Linked DNA regions of Mus musculus: regions 1 and 2 are each linked to region 3. Evidence: chromatin loops called from intact Hi-C (ENCODE). Cell type or tissue: left cerebral cortex. All regions are shown on one strand. Region 1 has its middle 5.6 kb from the start of Fam170b. Region 2 holds the start of Vstm4 (V-set and transmembrane domain containing 4). Region 3 overlaps Wdfy4 (WD repeat and FYVE domain containing 4).

Region 1 (8,000 bases), 130 kb after region 3:
CCCAAAACAACCCTAACATCATCCAGGCAAACATCTATCTGGCAATACTCCACCCAGAAGGTAAAACCACTACACAAAGACCTTTACCAGGGAGTTCTACTGAGCCTTGGGAAGTCATACCTGCAGCAATAGAGAACCATTGTTCACAGCTGGAAGAAGAAACTGTGTGACCTTTCTTTCCAGATACATACAAAGGCATACCTTGTAAATAAAATAAAATAAAATAAAATAAAATAAAATAAAATAAAATAAAAAACCAAGGATACCAGCACAAAATGTGGATAGAGAAAATGACAATAGTCTTGGGGAAAAGAATACTCAGCCAGTAAATGACCTTGAACAGTTGTATTCAGTAGTATAAAAAGATGAACGCTGATCCCACCTCACGTGAGACAACTAGAATATTTTCTTATAGCTCTAGGTTATATTTTAACAATAAATGTGGCAATAAAATAACTTCTATGCAATTTTAGGGTGGCTTTACTAAATGGTATCCTTCCATGCAAGCACTAAGAGTCTTTTCACTTTAAATTTGTATTATGTTTTCTTTGTTTATTGCAAGTGGGGAGCATGGAAAGGGGCACACGTGTGGCATGATGTGTGTGGAAGTCGGAGGATAACTTAGAGAAACCAGCTCTCTCCTTCTACCTGGTGGGGCCTGGGGATTAGATGCAGCTTGTCAGACTTGGTACCAGTTGCCTTTATCCACCGAGCCGAAGGACCCTTTATCCACCGAGCCATCTGGATGGCTCCTTTCCGGGTCTTTGTTGTGTCAGTGTGTTATCAAATCTCACTTACCATTCACAGTGCGAGGTGGTACTACCTAGAGTCTCCACCCTGGAGAGAGATTGGTCAAATCTTGAATTGAAGACTATCCTGGCATACACTGTGAGATCCAGTCTCAAAAACAAAACAACAAAACATGAAAAAGAAAACAAACAAACAAACAAAAAACCCAAAGTTTTCATTTGTACTTGCATTTCTCTGTCTTAGTGAAATGAAACAAAGAAGTAAAGGAAATTAATATGCATTTCCCTCCAGAATTAGATAGCTGAGAGATGTCTGAGAAGCCATTCCTTGTAGCCATCATAAGGGAACTGCACCTGAAAAGCTCACTTGTTTGCTGCATCACAGTCTCCACTTATAAATGAGGCAAAAGTGAGAAAGACTGATGATAGCAAGTGCTGGTGAAGACTAGCGAATGACTTCCACACAGCCCTCTTAACAGAGAAACTTATGTAGCCATCCAGCACTCCATGGATGTCAGTGGGCATGCTCCATACTGCACATGTCACCATCATCTCTGTCCTGGGAAGGAAACACGCCAGCATTATATAAAATGGCACACACGGAGAAACACTGATTGCAGCTGTGACTAGTGGTAGAAAAAACAGGAAACAGTCAGATAGTCACCAAAAGAAAGAAATGGTCAAAGAAAATGCAATGCAACCAAACTATATAACACCATTCAATAGTGAGCACTGCATGCACTAACAATCAAATGTGGTGATGACCTCACCAGTATAGAAACTATTTGTGTGCCCCTCTCCATAAAAGTCCCAAATAGATCCTGCATCAAACATCTATAAAGGCCCAAAGAGAATTTGAGAACAGCATACCCAGGCATGAGCAGCCCTCCTCAGAAACGAATAATTAAGTTGAATCATGGGAGACTGACTTTCCCTCAGATGGTGCACTAGCTGACTTTTCTGTTGCTATGATAAAACAGCATGACCAAAAGCATGAGAAGAAAGAACAGGTTCTGGTGTATCATTCCAGAGTGTCAGAGTCCATAGAAGCTGGAGATGTGACAACAGGTATAGCTGGCTGATCACATTTTCATGCACACTGGGAAACAAAGATGGAGAACAGCAAATAGACCAATGCTGTAAGTGTCTCAGGCCTACTCTCTTCCTCCAATGAGGCTCCACCTCTTTGTTGGATAGGTTTCTATCAACTTGGTGAGGAAAAAAGAAAACCACAAGTGAGAAAATTCCTCCATAAGATGGGCCTGTAAGCAAGTCTGTGGGGTGTTGTCTTGATTGATGACAGACTAGAGATGTGGCAGGGACCATCCCACAGAGGGCAGTATTATCCCTGGACATGGTCCTGAGTTGTATAACAAAGCAGGATAATTAAACCATGAGGAGTGTCTTGGTTAGGGTTTTACTGCTTTGAACAGACACCATGACCAATGCAAGTCTTATACAGGGAAACATTTATTTGGGGATGGCTTACAGGTTCAGAGGTTCAGTCCATTGTCATCAAGCAGAAGCGTAGCAGCATCTAGGCAGCCATGGTGCAGGAAGAGCTGAGAGTTTTACATCTTCATCTAAAGGCTGCTAGTGGAAGTCTGACTTCCAGGAAGCTAAGAGGAGTTTCTTAAGCCCATGCCCACAGTGACACATCTACTCCAACAAGGCCACACCTCCAAATAGTACCACTCTCTGGGCCAAACATATACAAACCATGACAAGGAGCAAGCTAATAGGCAGTGTTTCTCCATGGTCCCTACTTCAATTCCTACCTCTAGGTCCAGGCCCTGAGTTCTTGCCCTAATGTGCCTTTATGATGGACTGTGATGTGGAAGTGTAAGCAAAATGAACGCTCCTCCCCAAGCTACTTATGGTCATGGTGTTTATCAGAGCACTAGAAACCCTAAAACAGCACCCAAAGGTTCCATCATCTCCCCAGAAGAGCCCTACCAACTGGGGCCAAGTGTTGGAATACATGAGACTACAGGAAATGTTTTCATTCCAAGTACCACAGAAGTCACATCAGTTTCATGTCCCCTCCCATGCTCTTCTTGCATAGTGTGACAGGGTCCTGCATCCTGGGCCAGGGCAGATTCTGTAATTGTCTCAAAGTCCAGTGTGGAGGACAGGTGCTTCCCAGCTGCCAGTGCTAGGCTAGCAAAGGTGACTGGATTCTCTCCACCCTCACCAGTCTCCGTTCCAGTTATCCGCCATGATTCAAGAGCATTCAGACCACATGGGAAGGCCAGATAGACATACCCCAGGCACCAGCCTCTGTGGATCTCTGTCATCCACTAGCTTCAAGAGTCAAGGTGTCTTCAGAAGACCTTGGTGCCCAGCTGTGGAGTGGTCCAGGTAGTGCTCTGCCTGAATTCTCCACCCTCAGAGAGAGGGCATATTTGTTGTGCCGCACATTAGAGGACAATCTGTCTGTTGCCCAGCTACACAGATTCAGTGGATGTTCATCTTTCCTGTAGTGTTTGATAATGTCTGAATGAGATGGTTCACAGTGGGCATCCCTAGCCCTATTAGGCAATTTCAGAATCAAGTGATCACATGGTTTTCCAGGACAGGCTGAAAGAACTTCTGCCACCCCAGCTGTGTGAGTTTTTTGTTTACCAACGTCAGCGCCATTAACCTCAGCTAGCAAACCACCAACTGGATGACATGATAGATGTCTGCCTTTGCCTTCAGCTGCCCAATTTCTAGTCAAAAGAATGGTTTTCAGACTTCCTAGTCAGATTCTCTCTCTTCCCAGAGTCTCCATAGGACCTTTGACCTTTGAGATCCTCCCTGGTCCCAGCACTGTTCACACTCCTTATTCACAGGGAGGTTGAGGCACAATGGGAAGGACTACAGAGGGGTTTCTATCCCCTGCGCATGAAAGGCAAGACTGCTCTGCTAGGTGGTCAGAATGTGGAGCGGGAGGTTGCTTCCTGTGTTGTTTAAACCCTACAACTAGCATGTGATTGCCCTTTGCCCTCACAGGGCCTCTGGACTGTTTCTGTCCTTGGGAAGGGCCTTCCACTTACTCCATGCAGAAACTGAGCAGAGAACACCCAAAAGGGCTTTGCTCAGCCCTCTGCAGCCCATCCCTCTCCCCCACCCCCTCAGCTCCACCGTTTTCCAGCTGGTTCTTTGGTGTTGCCAGGAACCTCCTTGCTTCTCTGAGGCAGCCAGCAGGGGTGGTGTGCAAAACCCCAAAAGGCCCAGCACAGCATTTTCTTGGAGCTCTGGCCGTCTCTTGGCCAACACGCTCTGCACACATCACATATGAGCCATAAGCCTTGTCCAGAAAGCCTGCAGTATTTTCCAAGCCTCCTTTCTTCCAAACTTTGCCCCTCCCTGCCTCCATTCTTTTCCACAGAGAAGGAAACAGGAAACAAAGCAGCCACAGCCGTGCAGGAAGCAGAGACGCCACACTTGCCTTGCCTTGGCTTCTAATTCCAGTGAGGCTTGTGCTATGAAATAGGCTACGGGAGTGTCAGATCACCCATCCCACACAGCCAGAGGCAGAAATAGCCTAGCCTAGCCTGGCATGGCCAGCCTGTGCTCAGGCTGTGTTTGGGGGACTTCTGTGGCCAAACCACAGTGTAGAGGTGTAGTGGTGATGAAGGGTCCTTTCTTCCCACTGGAAGGAAAAACACCTCCCCAACAGTGACATCTTCTGGGTCCCCTCCTCAAAAAGCAAGCAGAGCTAACACCTGAGGGAGCTGATCTCGTCAGGCCCCATTCCACCCTGCTTCATTTCTGGGGTTTGGGATTTTATGCTGGGAGATGGAATAGAGTTCTGGGACCCCCCCTCTCTCATCCATGAAGCATCTGCATCATCTCTCTGAAGATGGTGTGAGAATAGGTTGGTCTTCACACAGGTCTTTGAAAGCACTATTGAAGCCGAGGATTTGGCTCATGATTCTGATGGCTGGAGGTGCTAGGGCACTTATACCTTTGGGTCATTTTCCTGCAAAGCCACCCATTTGCCATGGGTGTGAGCCAAGGGCACAGCACCGTGCATGAGAGGTCGTGGAAGGAAGTTAACCAAGCCAGCCTTCGGGGCTGTCAAGTCCAAGTACGGGATCATTCCGGTTAATTTAGCAGTTGCAGCCTGGGAGTTGGGGGCCTGGCTGAGAGGGAAGACACAGTTCTATCCTAGAGCTTCCTGTGTGACTCTCTAAGAACACAGAGGGTGTGGTCAGCCTCCCGGTGCCAGCTCCTGGAGTCCAGCTGTTAGAGGGAGACTTTTCTGCACACAGCAGCCTCATTAAATGACCAGGAGGGAGGCAGGCTTTTGGCTGGACTTCTTGTGCCTGAGGCCTCAGCCCCTCCCTTATCCTAGACATAGAAAGCCTAGGCTGTTTGTTCAGGGGCTCAAAGGTGAAGGTCAAAATCTAAAGACAAACTGTTCAAGGAGCAGCCTGTTACAAAACCCGAAGGACAAGACCTAACCTCTGTGCCTTCTTCTTGCGCTTGCTTTGCTGAGGCCCAACTCTTGCTGCTGCATTGCTGAGTGACTGAGTTTTTCCATGTGGGTCTACTAAGTCATTTATTTTTAAAAAAATGACGAGAAGCAATAGATAACAACTCCAAGAGCAATATTTCTGCTGGACCCTCAACTTGTCTGATCACCCTGGCACATTCTTTGTTCACATAACACAAGAATGTGGCCGTTTTTAATCCCTTCACTGTAAGACACTGCTTCCCCAGCTTTGCCTCTGTTTATACCTGACCCATCTACTGAGGCTGCTGAGATCTCACATCTCAACAGCAACAGGGATGAGCAGCAGCGACCAGATCAGCTCCTCCCACCAACCTACCTGAGTCACTTGCACCAACTGGTACCATTAAACCCTTGCTGAGGCGGTGGAAATTCAGCTTAGTTCACATGGGAAAAGATAGCACTCAGTCCTTTCGTGTTGCTACAACAAAATGCCTGAAGCAGGACGCTTTATAAGCAAAAGAGGCTTATTTGACTCACGAGTCTGATACCTGGAATCTGAGCCTCACAGTGCTACCATTTGGTAAGGATGTTATAAGCGCATCTTAACATGGTAAAGAGGCAGGAGGAGAAACAGCTGCCCATGGGCCTCACTTTTTAAGAACTTACTCCTTTTTGTTATGCTTTGAGAACTCCATACATGCATATGGTGTTTTGATATGGTGTATTTTGGTGAAACCCACCTCATATTCTGCAATTCTCCTACTATGCCTCCCACCATATTTCCCCCTAACTACTTCATGTGCTTGCTTCCTGCCTTGCTTGCTTGCTTTCCCAACCTAGTCCACTTAATGCTGCCAGTGTATGCATGGGTGTGGGACCATCTACTGGAGCATGGGGTGTCTCTCTGTGGCTGTGTCCCTGAAGAAAACCAACTCTCCCTCTCCCAGCAAGCAGGGATTGCTGCTAGTCCCTGAGCTGGGGATGGCACTCCATTTGCATCCCCCACCTCAGCAATGCTGGGATTTTGGCTGACTTGGTCTTGGCAGGTCAGGGAACAATTTAGCTTCAGGCTGGGGACCCTGATGGTGACCGAACTCTCATCAGTAGCTGCATTTCCTTTTGGTTGTTTCTGTTTTCTGCTTGGTGTAGATGCCTCAGCCTAAACCATGGTTCTGTGTTGTAAATGTTTGTTTACATAAGAAAATAAACAATAAGTTACTTCTGCCTTATTTAAATGCTAATGAGATTGGAGGGAAGATACTCATTAGTAAGTACCGCTCATAAGTAAGACATGCAAAGCTTCTTTTGAGATCCTGGTCTACCTGAGGCTCTGCACCAGCCCCTCCTACAGGAACCTCCCAGCCCCGCTGGGATCAAGGACAGTGTCCCTGCTCACAGGTGCGGCTAATGGAGCTGGGCTGAGGAGACCTGCCCCAACTACAAAGGGTTAAAACCGAACAGGCAAAGTATAAGGCCTTATGGGAAAGCGATGGCATGCCTTTACCAGAAAACATAAACAAGGACAAATGAAGACAGTACATGCCGCTGGGGGCTGGGAAAAAGCCTGATGGAAGCCAGCTGGGCTGCAGGAAGAGCCACGCCCAGGGTGGGCGTGGCCAAGTAGGCTCTGGAGGCCGGAGCAGCCTCTCCAGCTGTGTAGACTGCAGAGCTCACCTCCTCAGAGGTTGGGTGTGATGAGCTCAGACCCTTGGGGGTTGGTTCATCTGGCTGCTGGACGGACAGCCCACCTAGACGTCTCCTCAGCCTCACCCCAACAAGGCAGCAAAGCTGCAGCACACGTCTATGCCCAGTGGGCCCTTGCTGAATCGGATGTGGGTGGCACCACTCCCTGAGTTTGGGTCCTGGACTGTGAAAGTGGAGATGGTGGGCTGAGTAGCAGGAGGCACAACCGTGCGTTCGGTTCTCTTTTCTCTGGCTGGGAGTTTGACTAGCTGCTTCAAGATCTTGCATTGACTTCCTGCAGTGATGGATTATAACCTGGGAGTGTGAGCTAAAAGAATCCTTTTCTTCCCTAGATTGCCCTTTCTAAAAGTGTTTTATCATAGCAACAGAAAGGAAAATAGGGCATGTGGCCTTGCACACATATGTAAGTCCCTGGGGACATGCACTTGCCTGCCCGCTCCCTGACCCTCAGTGTCTTGTTTTCCAAGCTCCTATAGCTGCTAAGTCGTGGAGCAGGCGTCATCACTAAAGGTCCCTGTGAGCACCGCAGCAAACTGTCTTGCTGCCAGGGGCTTTCCAGCACCTGCCTTTCCTCCCCCAGACACCTGCCCCCAAGGGCACTCTCCCACCCACTCCTGACCAATGGAGTCTCCAAAAGGGCTGTGCTGAAGCCGGACACTGGGCACTACTGTCAGCCCAGCCTGGGTGTTTAGATTTACACTGCTGTGACTTCACAATGGTGAAAAGCAACCCCTGGCCTGGGTCTCTGAAGCTGAGCAGCCAAGGGGAGTACACGCCTCTGAATCTCCACGGGTTACTAAGCTGGTGTGTGTCATGTTAGGTGCACTAAGCACACCTGTGACTTCACGGCATTTCCATTCACACTGTGTTTTATTGGATCATAGCCTCGCACAAGTGGAGAAATCTGTTTCCATCCTAAAATGCTAGAGCCATGTCCTGGCATTTATCTATAACTGTGCTAGACAGTGTTGTAAATTACTCTTAATGAGCTGATGTTTCCCGCTGGTAGATGAGTAACTCTGAATTTCTGGACAACAGCTGAAGTGCTCGCCTGTTTTCCCAGAAGCCTGGGCCCCACGTGCTCTTCCATGACCCCACTCGCT
Region 2 (8,000 bases), 100 kb after region 3:
GCTTGGAACACAGAGTCACGCAGTTGAAGAAGATACCACAGCAGCCAAGCAGAGAGAGGCCTGGGACAACCAGACTCCGAAGTCACCTTGACCTCAGATTTCACCCCCTTGTCAATCAATACAAGTTTGTTATCAAGGCCATTTGGTACGGAAGTAGGCAAACGCATACAGCCCTCTTGATGAAAGTGCACTCCAACCTTTCACCTTCAACCCATCCTCACACACACACACATAAACACACACACACACACACACACACACACACACACACACACGGAGACGTTGAAGCTGACGTGGCTAAGCACCTCACACTCTGTCAGAAAAGCTTTGCCGAAAGTCACAGGCTCTCAGAAGTAGGATCCCCTGTCCAAGTCAGGGGCCATGGGCAGCACCATCCAGCCCTGGAACGGGCGGCTCCATATGCCAAGTGTATAGGTATGGAGGCTTGGTTTATGTGCAGACACCTGCAGCTCAGACCCAGCCAGGATGGGAGGAAGTGCAGGTAGGGGGCCTGACAAGCATAAGCCCCGAGTTTAAGGTGCTTATTTCAATCTTTGTGGAGAGAAGCTGACAGTTCTTTCCCACTGTATCACTGTGTCCCCTGTGGCTCAGCAGAAAGGGGCCAGGGGAAGCAATGGGAGGCAGGACAATGGAAAGTGGGTGCACCGGCCAGACAGACTGACGGACAAAGCATGCAAGAGCTGTGGGCAGGAAAGCACACTGCGTGCATGCTGACTCAGCATGAGGATGCTGACTCAGCATGAGGGACGGCCCAGGCAGATGTCACTTACCCCTCCCCCCTCCAGCTGACACAATGTAGCAGCTAGGCAGGGCTGACCCTCACTCTCTGACCTAAGAAACTGACACATTAGCCTGAAGCAGAAGACATGTTTCCTGAGCATAGACTGCAGAGAGCTAAGGTGAGGAATGGGCTCCACCACACCCCTGCACTCCTGGTTTCTGCTTCCCTTTTGTGTCTTCTGCCTCCATTGACTTTACGGAGCTAAGAGGCCAGTGAGGCAGCTCCTGATTGGGACAAGGAGGGAGAATACAACCGCAAAGTTACCAGCTACGGAGGAAACATGCAGGGTTTTAAAAAACCCTGGAACCAAAACAAACAAAAAGCAAGCAAGAAAGAAAAAAATTCAGCCCTGAAACGACCTTGATCCTTGTCTTGGGGTTACAGAGACCTAAGAATATGGTCATGAGCTGAAGGCTATCTTGGAAATTAGTAAAGCCAAATTTCAGCAGCCTCCAAGAGAGAGGGTCTCACTATCCAGAGGCCCACAGCAGGAAGAACCAGGTGCAGGCTAGAATTGAAAAGATGGGTATCCTTTTTTGTACTACATCCCATTGTGGCCCAGTCTGAAACCCCTTCCTGTACATAGTCCTCTAGAGAGGATTCCTCGCCCCAGTCAAAGGCCAGTTCTTAAACAAGAAAGGTGGCAATACAGAAATGGATGGCACTGATCCAAACAGAAGGACAAGCTTCCTGCAGCCGTGGTTCCATTCCTTCTACAAGCACGTTCTCTGATGTTCCAAAGCCCCAGGCATCCCTTGAGGGCTGAGAACTGGGAGTCACACGGTCCCAGGCCTGTTGAGTGGCCAGAGAAGAGGAAGAAAGAACACAGCAGAAGGGGGAAAAGAGCACAGAAAGGAAGGGCCGAGGGGCTGGGTAGAGAGCCTGGGTGGGTGTCCTGTGATGGCCTGGCTGGAAATCTGCTTCTGTTGGGAATGGGGCGCTCAGAGCCTGGGCTTCTTCACCCACAGTGGTGAACAGGAAGTGATGTGGTTCATGGCTAGTGCAAGTGAGCTATAGTATAAGTCTGTATGTGTGAACTGTGGAAAGAGCAGCAGGAAGGGAGCCTACACTATCCTGGATCAGGGTAGGCTCCATGCGTGCAAGAGCTGCAGGCACACAGATGGCTCCTGCGATGCCCACTGGCGTTAGCCTTTACTGATCATTTCATGAAATTTTTATATATTTTGAAGAAGATCCCCTATGTTTCTGTTTCTCACGGGTCCCACAAGTTACACTGCCGTTTGTGCTTCTCCATGAACCTCGGGTCCCTGGGAACGAGATTCACAGTCTAGCCCCTGCTTTGGGATTTGGTAACGCCGTGAAAAGGAAGAATACAGACAGCTCTCTGAGATGATACCCATGGAGGCCCAGAGTGCAGAGTCTTCTCATGAAGCAGCAGCAGCCTCAGCTGCAGGAAGCAAACACTTCCTTCTCCCAGGATGCAGAAATGGCCACGCGCGCGGCTCCAGCTCGGTCAGCAGGCCATGAAGGTGCGCTTGGTACTATGGCTTGTCATCCCCACTGCCTAAAGACATCCTCCACTGTCTCTAGGATCCAGGGACTTCTAAGTGACAGACAGCAAACCTCTGAAGCACACTGCTTTGTAGCATCATGGGCTGCTGAGGAGGGGCAATAAGCAGGGAGGCCTCCAAACCTAGCCCACCAGTTATCCACTGTGAGTCATCACCTATAACTACCTCCAGGTCAGGGCAAATACTGCCTTGTTTTGTGACAGAGGAAGAAACACGCTCAAGTGAACTTCAGGCCAAATGTAGTTCTAAGGCAATTAGATGTATCTCCCCAGTGTATCCTCATTAGCTGCTAATTCTCATTTTACAGCCAAGATGGAGGTCCAGAGAAGCTGAACAACTTGCTCAAGCTCACACAGCGCATAGCAGAGATGAAATTCAAAACTACGGGATCTGACTTCAAAGACGACTGGTAGTCACTGCTCTGAACCACAGCTTGGCTTTTAATAAGTACTTGAACTGATAGTTTTCTTTTCTGCGAGATGAATGGTGGGACTGGGTGACCAATAAGCTCCCACTCTACCCCTAAATGAAGGCCGAAGACTGTGCAGGCCCTGAGAGTGGGTTTATACGTGAAGTATGTTGGCCTTTCCCTTGCAGATGGAGGTCAGGAGCCATAGGGGAAGCATCTGGTGGAGTGAATGACAGACCCAGGTGAAGGATGATAAGCAGGAGCTACAGGGTGACCCTGGGTACATCCAGGTTGGAATCTAAAGGGTTCAAATTTTCATACCTGTCCCTCTCGTTCTTTGTTTTTAAAATGGGGCTAAAACTGCGCTGTCCTTAGAGGTTGGTGGACTGATAAACTGAGCCAATGTTTTACGCAGTATTTGGATTGATAAAACCTTGATGTTCTTACTTTGAAACACCACTGTGATTAAATGAGATAGTGTACACCTCTTGCTGGTAGTCACCTGGGAAGGGAGAGTCACTAATATACCTTTTGCTGGGGACGGAGCGAAAGAGGTTCTTCAACCGCTGTAAGTGGGAGCCATAAAACTGTGCAAGCCAACAGAGGTGGCCCCCAAAGAAGTGTGTTTGTGGGAAAGGATTCTGATGGATGACACCCTGTCTAACCAGATTTGACCATCTCAGAAGACTCACTAGTAAATCCTCAGTGCCCAGTAGGCTGGGAAGATCCGGTCGCTCCTGACCTCATTTCGGAGCGTCTCCAAAGATAGTTAAAGGAAAGTTGGTGCTGGCAGCAGCTGCGGGTCTCGACTACTACGAAAGACAGAAAGAAGGCGCCGACTTGGGGCTCTGATCGGGCTGGCTTCGCCCTGAGCTCCGCGGCCTGCGACTCAGAAGGGACCAGGAGCTGTCCCGAGAGCAGGTCCCCATCGCGGGACACGGGCAGGACTAGGGACCGGAGGAGACCTGAGTCGGCGCCGCCGTTGCGCCGCCAGGATCGCGGGGTACGAGTGAGTCTCCAGGACCCCATGTAACCCTGGCCTCCCCTCCCGCTCGAGCCCCGGCCTCCCGCGCAGCCGCCCGCCGCGCCGCGCTTACCCGGGGCCGGACCCAGCAGCACGGCCGCCGCCAGCGCTAGGAGCCGCAGCCGCATCTTCCCGCCGCCTCCGCCCGGCGCTGTGACCCGGGAGAGCGCCGCCGCCCGCCGGGCCCGGCCCGCCCCTCGGCCTCCAGCCACAGTTCGGGCCAGCGCTGCTGGGTCTCTGGGTCTACGCCGAGCTGGAGGAGCGGCCTCTCCATCCACTAACTGGGCCAGCCCACGGTGTCCCCTTTCACCACGCCCACGTCTCAGATGAGAAAACTGAGGTGACCCTGGAGATTCACGTTGTACAGAGCTAAGGCGTCCAGGAGGACGTTGTAACGTTGGACGTTGTCCAGGAGACCTTTAGCTCTCCTTGTTCCAAACCCAATTATTCCTAAGAAGGATCCAGAAACTTAGGTACTGGGTTCATCTACAAACCCTGAGCCTGGACAGCACACACACCAGGCATTCCCATCGAGAAGGCTCACAGCAGCTGAGAAACAACTTTCCACTGCTGCCTTGAACTTGGAGAAGGAGATGGGGGCTGGGTGAGGATCCCTGGAAAGTTAAAGGGTTCCCACAGAAGAGTTCAACTTTCCAGGTGAGAGCCTAGAATGTCTGTCATCTCCACGTGCCTCTGAGTCTTCCATCAGTTGCTCTGCTGCAAAGAAATGGTCCCACCCTTGCTACGTTGTTTACCAAATCAGGCTAAAGTTTGACACCCAATGCCTGGTGGTGAACATCAGCAGTCATTTTGTGCTTTATTTGGGGTTCCTTTGTGTGTGTCCAGGATGGGGGTTGGGGGTTCAGAAAACACCACCAGTCAAGTAGAACTTTGTTAAAAGTGGTCCTTGGGGGTGGGCAGGTGGATGAGCAAGGGGGAGGGAGGGTGGGATAGGGGTTTCTGGAGGGGAAACTTGGAAAGGGGATAACATTTGAAATGTAAATAAATAAAATATCCATTTTTTTAAAGTGGTCCTTGGAAGTGGGAGGAGGAGGAGTGGGAAGAGGAGCAAGGGGAAGAGGAAGAGAGAGAGGAGGCAGAAGAGGAGAAACAGAAGTCCCACATCCTTCCACTTCAAGGGCCTGAGGAAGATGGGGAGGGGTGGAGCAAAGCAAGAGAGGTCCTGCCAGGGGGTACTGACCCAGCCAATGGCTACCGACTCCGGGGCAGCTTCAGGGTGGACTGTCCACTCTTTCTGGTTATGTCAGTGGGCTTTGCCCTCTGGGACCTGATCCCAGGGAGAGCCTTCCATGCAGCACAGCTTCCTAGGGACTGGACTTAGCACCAGGAAAGCCAGGATGGAAACAGCAGCTTCCTCAGAAAGCCAGGCCTGCGGAAGCTGAGCTGCTGGGTCAGGCACCAGGGCAAGAAGTAAGGCGACATGAGTGTCATCCCAACTACAAAGAAGGTGGAGGTTTGTTAGTGTAGTCAACTTAACAAGACCTTTTCTACTTTGAATCCCTCCCGGTCAAAGGGTGGTGATGGTGCAGTGCTTGCACCATCAGTAATAAACACATACACATACACACGCACACACACAAAGCAGGGGGACAGAGTTTATGGTCAAACTGAGTCCTACAGTCCAAGAATGCAAACATCCTTCCAAGACGTCCATAAAACAGCACAGAAACTACTCTGCAGGCATGAATAAGTCAGTGACATATTTGATTCCTTCTGTGAGGCCCCAGGTTGAATAAACTGAGGTTCAAAGTGGACCCAAAACATGTCCAGGTTTCTATGGACACGTGGGTTTTTTTTTCTTTGTATGCTCTCTCGAGTGTGCGTGCGTGTGTGTATGTGTGTGTGCGCGTGTGCGTGCGTGTGTGTGTGTGTGTGTGTGTGTGTGTGTGTGTGTGTGCACGTGTGTGTGTGCACGTGTGTGTGTGCACGTGCGCGAGTGCCCATGCATTCATATACACAGACCAGAACATTACCATCACCTGTCAAAATAGAGCCACCAGCTGGGACCCAAGTTTCAACACTTTCCTGTGGGGGACATTTTATAGTCAAACTATAGCAATAAGTGTTACTTTGGTGCCAGGGACTCTGCAGGCTAGCTGGGTACAACAATCTGGTCCAGTCCCTAGGAGGCAGAAAAAAGAGAACCGTAGATCAAAAGGATCTCGAGCAAGGGAGTTAGAATAAATCATATAGACCTGTGAGAGGCCACCTGTATAAGTGACCAGGGGAAAATGTGCCTCTGACCATCAGTTTTCAAATACAAGATGAAGCACCTCAGGCCAGCCTTGCACTCTTAATGAATAAAACCACCACTGAGCAAAAAGAAATAGGAGATGCACAAAATAGAGGCAGTTAAAAAGACCCAGGTATTGTGGATCCTAAAATAATTGCCGAGAAAGATATTACTGAGAAAGAGATTACTGACAGTGTTGAAAATTTTATTATGCTACTGTGTGCTACATGAGTGGTACTCCCTGGATATGGTTCTGAAAACAACGTGTTGATGTTAGCACTTGGGGTCTGGTGTTAAGAGACATGACAGACTACTCTTAAATAAACAAGTAATTGAAATAAAATAAGTATCTATAGCATGTACTCTAAAGTGTGTGTAGAGAGACTGACATGCAGAGAAGGGCCCGGCGAGGAGATGAGACACTAGGTAAACAGCATACAGACTTTAACGTTTAACTGCAACTTTTGTTGTGTTTCGAAGTAAAATCTAGAAATGACCATTTGTTTATGGCCAGTGCAGTGGCCAGTGCCTGTGGTCCTAGCTACTTGGGAGGCTGAGGCAGGAGGATTGCTTGAGTAGATTAGTTCAAGGTCAGCCTTAACAATAGTAGATATCATCTTTAAAAATAAAATGTTTGGGCTAGTGAGATGGCTCAGAGGGAGTGGGGCCTCTCCTAGAAGCCTGAGAGCTGGAATATTGATGTCTAGAACCCTCTAAAAGCCAGCAGGGTGTGGCAGCCCATCTGTAATCTGTATTCCTACTGCAAGGTGGGCAGAGACAGGAAATCACTGAAACAAGCTAACTAGCCAGACTGGCAGAAAAGAAAAACTTCAGGTTCAACACAAGGCCAGCCTCAATATACAATGGAGAGAACGATTAAGGAAGATAATGTCACTGTTGAGCCTCCACTCATATCATGTGTGTGTGTGTGTGTGTGTGTGTGTGTGTGTATACACACATTCATATATGTATATGTTTGTATGTATGTGTGTGTGCCACACAAATGCAAAACACACTCACACATAAGTGCCACACACATACATACACACAAAATGTTTACTGACTAAGATATTCTCACCTTTATTTGACTGATAGCTGGTTACAAGCATCCTATAGTTTTCTAAGATACCATGCCAATTTCCACAGGTCAGTTATTACAAGTTGCCATTGATGCACAATCCTCCTCCAGTTTCAGAGATGTTTTCACACAATAGATCACCTAAGCTTTTATACATCTAAGATGAGCACGTGGCTATCAGAAAGTGCCCATGTTAGCCTCCTAGTAATTAGGAAACAGAAAGTTGAGACATCTTACCACGTCTGACACAGTGGTGCATACTTGCCGAGACAGAGTTCTGAGTATCTGTATGCAGAAGGAAAGACTACCAGCTTGGAGCAGTTCCAAACCAAAAGCCTTATGGAAGCAACAGAGGTCAAAGGAAGGAAGGAAGGAAGGCAGGATGGTCAATGGAGCTGTGTACATGGAAGCCATCAGCTCTCTGCTGGGAATGACAGCTTCACTATCCAGAACCAACCACGAATCACCCTCAGCTGCATTCACCCCTAAACTCACCTAAGGGGCAAGCTGGTTCCACACAACATCATATAAAATTAATGTTGTTAGTTTGGGCATCTTGTTATTATAATTATGTGTATTTAATGTATGAATCTTCTGGTTCGCAGTTGTAGTTCTAAAGTTGGGTGTCGATGTGAGTGTTGCTTAAACCGCTTCAGCAGCAGTAACTTGAATCAGCACAGTTTTAGGAAGCGTGTTGTTGACGTCAAGAAAAGACAGAGCCCTTCCTTCCGCTCGACTCGAGACTCGACCCCCGGGCTACCTTGCCAGCAGAGTCTTGCCCAACACCCGCAAGGGCCCACACAGGACTCCCCACGGGACCCTAAGACCTCTGGTGAGTGGAACACAGCGCCTGCCCCAATCCAATCGCGTGGAACCTGAGACTGTGGTACATAGGGAAGCA
Region 3 (8,000 bases):
GCAGCTGGGGTGATTGAGCCACGTGGACACGACTTCCCTGAGCCTGCTCAAGCATGTGTAGGAATAACTATGGACTCAGCCTTCATTCATTCAGCATAGTGATTGAACTGGAACCTCCCAGCCCCCGGGAGCTAGGTCTAAAAAAAAGTGATTTGTGTGAAGTCCAGGTATTAGGCGGTGGTGACAGGCGCTTGCTTAACTAGCCAAGTCTAGCTGAAACGGTAAGTGCTTTGGCGAGGGCTCCTGTTTCAAACCATAGGATAAGAGTGAAAGTTAGACACCGGAAATTGACCTCTGACCTCCGCATGCTTACTCATGGGTGCATGTGCCTCCAGACATGTGGAATTGATGATATAGGGTTGCAGAAAGGAGGAGGAGATCTATTTAAAAGTGAAGCTATGCAAACCGCAACCCTTACGGGCTGAAGCACCTCCTGGGAAGCTGAAACCTAAACACCCCACATCCCGATGACACCATTCACAAATGAGTGATCAGGGCCTATCCCCATCTGCCAGGGTCCCCCAGGTGCGAGGGAACAGAGACAGGCAACCCTGACCCTGAAGATAGTATAATTCTACCAGGCCATGACACACGTGCTCTCCTTTCTGGGCAGATTTGGAAGACAGAGGACGTGAAGATGCCTGTTCCCAGGCAGGCAGTGATGGAGGAGCCCTCCACGGAGCCCCTAAGCCCCAGAGGTACCTGCTTGGAGATCTTGACTCATGTTGCCCTCCTGTACGCCTCTCCCCCTGCCTCGGCACCAGGGCTGCAGCCCCACATGGTGCATCAGAGTGCAGGGAAGTGCTGCCAAGCTCGAGGACTACACACATTACTTTTGATTTTTGTGATACCATACCTGCTTGGCAGAAACAACTCCGGGACAGAAAGGTTTATTTGAGCTCATGGTTTCAGGCATTCTCACTGGGGGGTAAAGCATGGTGGCATTTGTGGCATTGGAATGTGAAATGGCAGTGTTCCCATGCAGCGGAGGAGAGAGACCAGGACTGGTGCTGGGTGTGACACTGACAGACAACACGTTTCTTCCAAACAGTCCCCACCTCTTTAGTGCTTTCAAAACGGTCCCATGGGCTGGAGTCAGAGCATTCTCCGCATGAGCCTAGGAGAGACATTTCAGATCCAGGCCATGACGGGGTGGGGGGGGGGGCATCAGAGAATAGTTTGTGTCCTGCAAGGACTGGGGGTACTAGGAAGCAGTATGTGAAGCTCTGTTGAGTCCTCTGCTGGACTCTGCAGTCTCTATTGGACCAGTGGACTAGGATATGGTGGGTGTCAGGGGCCCCAGGGCTTAGTGGGTATATATATCCACATGTTCTCCTTTGATGTTCTCTGATGGTCCTGGAAGCCACAACCCAGCACCTGAGTACTGCTGGTTAATTATCTAGACAGCCAACCTGTAAGCAGAAGAAAGGTGCCATACGCCCAGTGAGGAGGAGGCAGACCTATCATGCCTCAGATGCCCCAATAGCCCTCATTATGCCTCATTTCAGTTCAGCCAGAGGCTTAGTATAAATGTTCTTTCCTGCCCTGGGACTCAGACCAACCAACTGAAAAAGCTCAGAGTTCCTGGGCTGGATGTGTCACACACATTCCCAGGTGATATGCACAAAAAACAAGAGAGCACTATTCTATGGCAGAACCCTCTTCTCATGTGACAGGTGAGACTGAAGTGCAAAACCCATCTGCCGTCTCCACCACCAAGGCTATCACAGGGGGACAATGTCCTAAAGCATGAGACACTCTGCCAAAAACCCTTCCATGTGTCCTCTCCTTTCTGACTGCAGTGCTGAACAGGAGATTATAGCAAGGTGCCCAACTTAGAGATAAGGAAACCAAGGCACAGAGAGGCTCAGTAACTTGCCCAAAGTCATCCAAAGATTGCCACCATGTCCACTTCTGCCACTAAAGCAGCGGTGGTGATGCTGACTTCAAACAGGATCACACAGTCGCCCTCACCAGCCCCTCTGCTACAAAGGCAGGCAAAGCCCTCATCATCAAAACGACACCACTGCACCTCTAGCTACTCAGTTATCCCTTCCACCATCCCTGTCTTCACTGCAAACATCCTTCCTGCTCAGCCCCAACTTCAGAAGATTATGGTCCAGCACCAAGCTGTCTCTCTTGTTGACCCATGAAGGAAGAAGTGCTTTACTATATTTGGAGAGTCCCCAAATCTGCCAAGAGTTCCTGTTACTGCCCACAGGAGGGGACTTTTTCCAACCTCAGGGGGATACTTTGGGCATGGTGGTCATTTTCAATTAGTTTACCTCTGTTGCATTTTTTGTGCCTCCCTGATTCATGCAGACATTCATTGTGAGTTCTCCCGAGAAAACAGACAGAACTTGCTGGGGCTCCACTGTGTCCTACATTCAACTGATACCCAAAATCCCTTCCTTTAGCACTTCTAGGAATTTGTCATAATCTGGGTTGAGTCAGAGCATAAACATCAAAAGACCAAGAACTGTGTTCAGCTCAGTGTCCTGGTCCCTCCGGTGCTTGAGGCCATGAGGAGTCATCTCATGATGAGTGTGAGAGAGAGCACATAGCTATGTGTGCTGGAACTGGACACTTCTTTTGAGAGCAGCAATCACATACCCTCAATCCTGTTTCTGTCCCATGGGAGGAGCCAGCTCAGGAATCCTTTTCCCTTGACTATTTGTGAAACAAGTCACAGATGTGACACTGAATGTCATCTTAGTCTCAAGATCACCTGCCCCCTTCATATTCCTAAAGTATGAACTCATCCCAGCTCACAGACTCTCAGCACGGGGACAATGGGCCCCCAGCTTCTGTTTGGCTCAAACAGAAGTAGTCACGTGGTCTGAAGAACTGGAAGGGGACCAGGCTGTAGACCCAACTCCATTCCACAGCTGCTGTGGTCCTGTTTCTTTTCTGCTAGCTAAGAATATTCCCTGTGATTCCAATCTTGTAGAATACAGGGCATCGAGAAACGACGGACAGATAAGAATCCACTCCACAGAATTCATTCCTCGGATTCCAAAAAAAAAATTCTCCTTTGTGAACACAGCGATGTTGACGTTAGGGAAATTACAAGATCGTTTCTAGCTGACAGGAAGTCTCAGGACCCTCATCCTTCCTCTGCTGTCTGTTCTGACCTGAGGTCACTGCTGCCCTGCAGAATCGACAGCAAGTAGGCTTTCCGGATTGGGGTCACCGATAGGATTAAAAGACAAAGTAGTGCACAAATAGTTAAAAAAAAATCTGATAGAATCTCTGTTAAAGTCAACGAATCTTAGAGCAGATTTATGAACGTAACCCACTGGAGGGCTCTAAGGAAGCCTGATGCCCTCGTCACAATGCTCAAAACCGTTTTGTTGGAAAGGGATCAGAATTACATGTGTCATGTGAATATTTGCATATGTGTCCTATTGGTGTGTATGTTATTGCACACCCTCAATGTCTCCAGGGGCAAGGAAGGAGATCTGTAAACATACCGAGGATATGCATTGTGGGCAGCTGTAATCTAATTTCTGCCTGGAACTCATTTATTCATCATCTGTGGGAAGAACTAGCCCACCGGAGCACGGTTGCTTGGGAAAACGGCCCCTAGTCTCCGACTTAGGAAGGGAGTGGTGTTAGGACTTGTGCTAGGATTTCCAAGTGTCTGTCTCCATCCATGGACAGCACTCTTGACTCAGATCCTATGTGTTCCCTGTTGCACTGGGTCTTCCCCACCCAGAGGAGGCCATTTCAGCAAGGCTGGGGCGGGGATACAACAGCAGTCAGGTCCCGAGATGATGAAGTGCTCTCACTGGGCCATGCCCACTTGCTGTCTCTCCATCTCACCCTTCACATCGAAGGAATGACTGTCTGTCTCTAAATGCAGTCATTAGAATGAGTGAGGTAACAATCATTGAGTTATATTTTTTTTTTGAGAAAATTCTCTCAGCATTTAATTATTGGTTGGGTGTGAGAGGATTTAGCTAAGTTGATAATGCAGACTTTATGTAATTTATTTTTACTAGGCAATTACAGGCAGCATTACACCCTGGCAGCAAGGTATTGTGGGGCATCTTATTAAGCATAAAGCCAGTAAACACTGATGAACAATTTTGCTGAACTAGGCATGCAATTTAGAAAGCAATAATACACAAATCCAATTTGGTACACAATGGATACCACGGCACGTCAGCACATGTAACTATCACAGCCTGCAAATTAAATTGGGACGGCCCTTTTTTGCAACAGCACAGGCCAAGATTAAATATATTTTCCCCCTCAATTTAACAAGTTGCTGACCACAAATATAAATGTTTGTATCTGTGTGGTCCTACGTATTGGGTGCACAGGCTTTGTGCATGCAGCCGCCAATGCTCTAACTTTCCTCTCTCACACTTTCCACAGGTCACAAGTGGGCCAAGAATCTTGCCCTGAGCCGAGAGCTGGATGTCAGTGTTGCTCTGAGTGGCAAGCCCAGCAAGGCAAGTCCTGCTGTGACAGCTCTGGCCATCACTAGGTAAGAGCAGCCCATGAGCCGAGGAACTTTCTCCAGGACTCCAGCAGAGGGCGCTACAGCCAACCTAGCCAAGTCCCAACATTTCCAGCTGGGTTCTCAATGATCAGACCCAGGGAGATCACATCACTACAGGGACCCAGGCAGGCCCATCTTGTTGCTAATCCCCATGTGCTCTTCTTGATCCCTATGTCACGAGTATGCATAGATTCACAAAGAGACGCAAATGGTAGAGAACTATAATTTGTAGGTTTGTCTTAAAGAGGTCCTTTTGTCCTGAATCCCACTAGTGATGCTAACATGCTCAGGATGACCGTGGTACATGGGGGGGGGGGGCAGGGGGAATGCCTTATGAAGTCTCTTAGCCAATGCAGAGTAGTCTCAAAGTTGACCCTGGGCTATTATTTTAGCTGTCATGGTGATCCAGCTAATTCTTCCAAGGGGTTGCAGTCCCAAGAGCAACTGACTTTCCACTCTTTCTTCACTCCCTGGCCTGCAGTAGCCTTCTGCAGTGCCTGGTGTAGGAAGTGCACAGTGTTCTGGATGCCAGGCTGGCCTACATGGGGTGGTGTGGGGGCGGGGCAGCAGGAGAAGCATGGGCCTATGCTCTTCCCTGGAGCTCATGCTGATTGCTCTGCCTGGGCTGGGGATGCATCCTGTGATTTCCCGAGTGCTGGCTGGGGTGTGTGGCTCTGATGCAGTGGCCTCCAGCACTCTTACCTTTTCTTGATCTTCCCAAGGAACCAGAGCAAGCTCTTGGTTGGCGATGAGAAGGGGCGAATCTTCTGCTGGTCTGCTGATGGGTAGGAGACAAGGAGCTGGAGGGACCGACCTGAAAGCCTGGAGCCCTGGGGTCGGCAGCAACAGGCTACAGGCACAAGATGATGTGTAGCCTGGGCTGCTTAACCAGAGCAAGTTTTGGGGGGGCTCCACTCCACACAGTTCTCAAGGAGTCCCTGATGGTTTGCACCGTGTACCCTAAACATGTCTGTAGTCTATGGGACTTCTGTAAGAAGGATCTTGGTAGACACTGATGCTGGAAACTGACGCTGCATGGGAAATTTCTACGTGGCTCACTTCACCAAGGCTTATTGCACTGGGAAAAGAAGAGGGGGTGGGTATTGGTTCATGGAAACCACCCCACTGTCTTTATTTTATTAAAACTCCATTTTCCTAATGGAAGGCTGCTTGAGCGTTACCTTGTCTGGTTTCATCTGAATTCTTACACGTCAGCAAGGCTCCTGGGAGTGAGAGGAGTTGCCGGGCAGACTGTTGCTCACCACAGGCCATACATGTGACTGCCACCTGGCAGGAGTGTCAGGTAGAACAATACACCAGGCCTGGGCATCCCTCCCTCAACTTTACCTCAACAAAAGCAGGTAGCGGTTTCCAGTCAGGCCCTGTCTTGGTCATCTTGTCCGTCTTTTCACTGTGCCCCTCATGCTGATTTGAGCCGTTGCTCATCTTGGAGAAATAGGGATTGAGTAAATCCCTCAGCCTTCCTCAGTCCTTTTCCTGACATTTCCCCCATAGGGCCCAAGTAGGGGTATGGCACCTCATGTTTCTCTAAGCCCGGAGAGGCTCTGGTGGCTGTCTGTCCTCCGGGCTTAGGGGTGGTAGGAAAATGAACTTGGTGTCTGATGGCTCTGAGTCATCCCACCATTAAGGAGTAGTAAGTCGACCTAAAGATAAATATTAAGGAAGGAGCAGCAGTGTGTGGACACGGAAACAGCAAAAGAGCACGGCCGGCCATCCTGATGTATCTGTAAACTTCTAGGGTTCAGCATAGAGGAAGCTGGGGGAGGGGCCTATTCCTTGGTCCAGGACAGCCTCCCCGGATGGGAAGGGCTCTCGTCTGACCCTGGGATCAAGGATCATGCCACTTCCCACATCATCTGCATGCACTATTAGCAGACAGTCCATTTGCAATCCCTTGTCCGGCTGGGTCTGCACGGAGGGCTATAAATATAACAGCAGAGAATACTGCTCCTTAGGAAGGCCAAGAGGCATGCCATAAATATCAGGGCTGGGCCTGCAGGCATTTTTCAAAACACAATCTTTAGCATTTATACAGAGTCGAAAGGTATGCTGGCCAAAAGTCTGCCTTCAGTCCACTCATTCTGTAAGAGTTTTAGCTTCTATTCACCCCCTATCAAATAGTTCTGGGATTTGCCAGCCTAGCCTCAACCTGCTCCTGCTGGGTCTGAACTACAAGAGGAGACAAGCTTGGGTCTTCATGCTAGAGTCTTAGGGCTAAGGTGTCGATGCAAACAAGGGAGACTCGAGGTGATAAGAAACGATATCCCATACTATAGAGTAGGCACAGGCGACCTTCTAGCTGCAGTTAGCTCAGGGGTGTAAAAGTACCCCATGCTGGGTAGTTTAAGTGACAGAAATGATTTCATAATTCTGGGGGCTAGAAGTCAAAAGCCAGGGTGCAGACAGGTTCATTTCCTTCTGGGCCTCTCTGACTTGTAGAAGGCACTTTCTCCTGTATCCTGCATCCTTGTGTGGCCTTCCCTCTGCCTGTCTGGACCCTACTATCTTCTTAGAATGACACCAGTTCTAATGGATACTAATCCATCAGTATCCCTTGCGAAGGCTCTGGGCGTGTCAGGCTGCAGGAAAGAAGAGCCAATGGACCAAAGTGGAAGCTATTGCCTTTATCCAGGGGCTGGAGGCTGATGAAGGGCAGTGTGAGTGAGAGCAAGGATCAGAGATGGCCCTCCTTAGGGAGCAGCTCCCCAAGAGTCAGCTAGGCAAGGATTGTGTGGCAGAGCTCAGAGCTGATGGTCCCAGGAGTGACAAGCTGGAGTCCAAACAAACACCCTCCATGTGTGGAGGAAGTTAGAGGAGAACTGTGTGGGGGTGTCATGTGTGCAGGATAGAATGTGGCCAGGGAAAGATGGATACCATGGAATTGATGGAGGTACTGTGAGGATGGGGAGGAGCTGCAGGAAGATAGGGTACTGTGGAGGAGAATGGGACAAGATGGGAGAACTGGCCACTGCTGTGGATCTGGGAAGATTTGGTGGCACCTGGCAATGGGGTCTTGGATGCATGTTACCTGCAGGAGGAAAACTGCTTCATACTGATCCAGAGGAGGACACAGATGTCCCTGAACCCTGGAAGATGAGTCTGGGTTGCAGACTCCTGAGGCATCGGCAGTAGATCATCCTGGGGTGAGGTGGGGGACTAGAGAAGACAGAGCAGAGCTGGGGTGAGGTCGAGAGGCCCTGATCCAGTAGAGGCTAAGGCCAGGCATTTGTGGCAGCTTTAGCAGGAGGTTCTTGCTGACCTAAGTGACCTCAGTCATTCAGTCACATGGTACTAGGCACCCTGGTCTGATGGAGGGGAGACAGGGCAGATGCCTGGGGAGGATGAGAGAGAGAGAGCTGATTTGGTATCACAGCCACAACTGAAGTCTGTCAAAGCAGGAGCATCAGCTACTGGGGACAAGGAGAGACAATTATCCAGATCCCTGCTGCCTTGCCGAGGTCTGAGCAGG

The links. Hi-C counts contacts between places; a loop is a spot of excess contacts. Peaks named below come from ENCODE experiments on the same cell type or tissue, not always from the same donor. Only the 100,000 strongest peaks of a DNase experiment are listed, where the experiment ranks them.
Region 1: it touches region 3 in a loop (2.2-fold over the local background); 5 of 42 quality-filtered maps call a loop at or near these places.
Region 2: a loop joins it to region 3, with 2.0 times the contacts of the local background. A loop is called at or near these places in 7 of 42 quality-filtered maps.

Annotation. Positions count from the first base shown.
Region 1 is chr14:32,824,398-32,832,397 of GRCm38, reverse strand. No RefSeq gene overlaps it. Among named protein-coding and RNA genes, the nearest start is that of Fam170b, 5.6 kb to the left of the region's middle. In left cerebral cortex, a CTCF peak has its summit at 3,940; DNase peaks (open chromatin) are centred at 3,993 and 4,157; H3K27ac peaks cover 557 bases.
Region 2 is chr14:32,852,807-32,860,806 of GRCm38, reverse strand. It overlaps Vstm4 (V-set and transmembrane domain containing 4), which reads right to left and starts at 4,051. Exons shown (of 8, transcript NM_178791.5): 1 at 3,841-4,051. The coding sequence starts at 3,895. In left cerebral cortex, no CTCF peak of the experiment used is centred here; DNase peaks (open chromatin) are centred at 3,589 and 3,963; H3K4me3 peaks cover 988 bases; H3K27ac peaks cover 574 bases.
Region 3 is chr14:32,957,237-32,965,236 of GRCm38, reverse strand. It overlaps Wdfy4 (WD repeat and FYVE domain containing 4), which reads left to right. Exons shown (of 59, transcript NM_001146022.2): 57 at 614-698; 58 at 4,384-4,495; 59 at 5,233-5,690. The coding sequence ends at 5,299. Among named protein-coding and RNA genes, the nearest start is that of Lrrc18, 30 kb to the left of the region's middle. In left cerebral cortex, a CTCF peak has its summit at 4,538 (motif pointing right); DNase peaks (open chromatin) are centred at 4,547 and 5,112.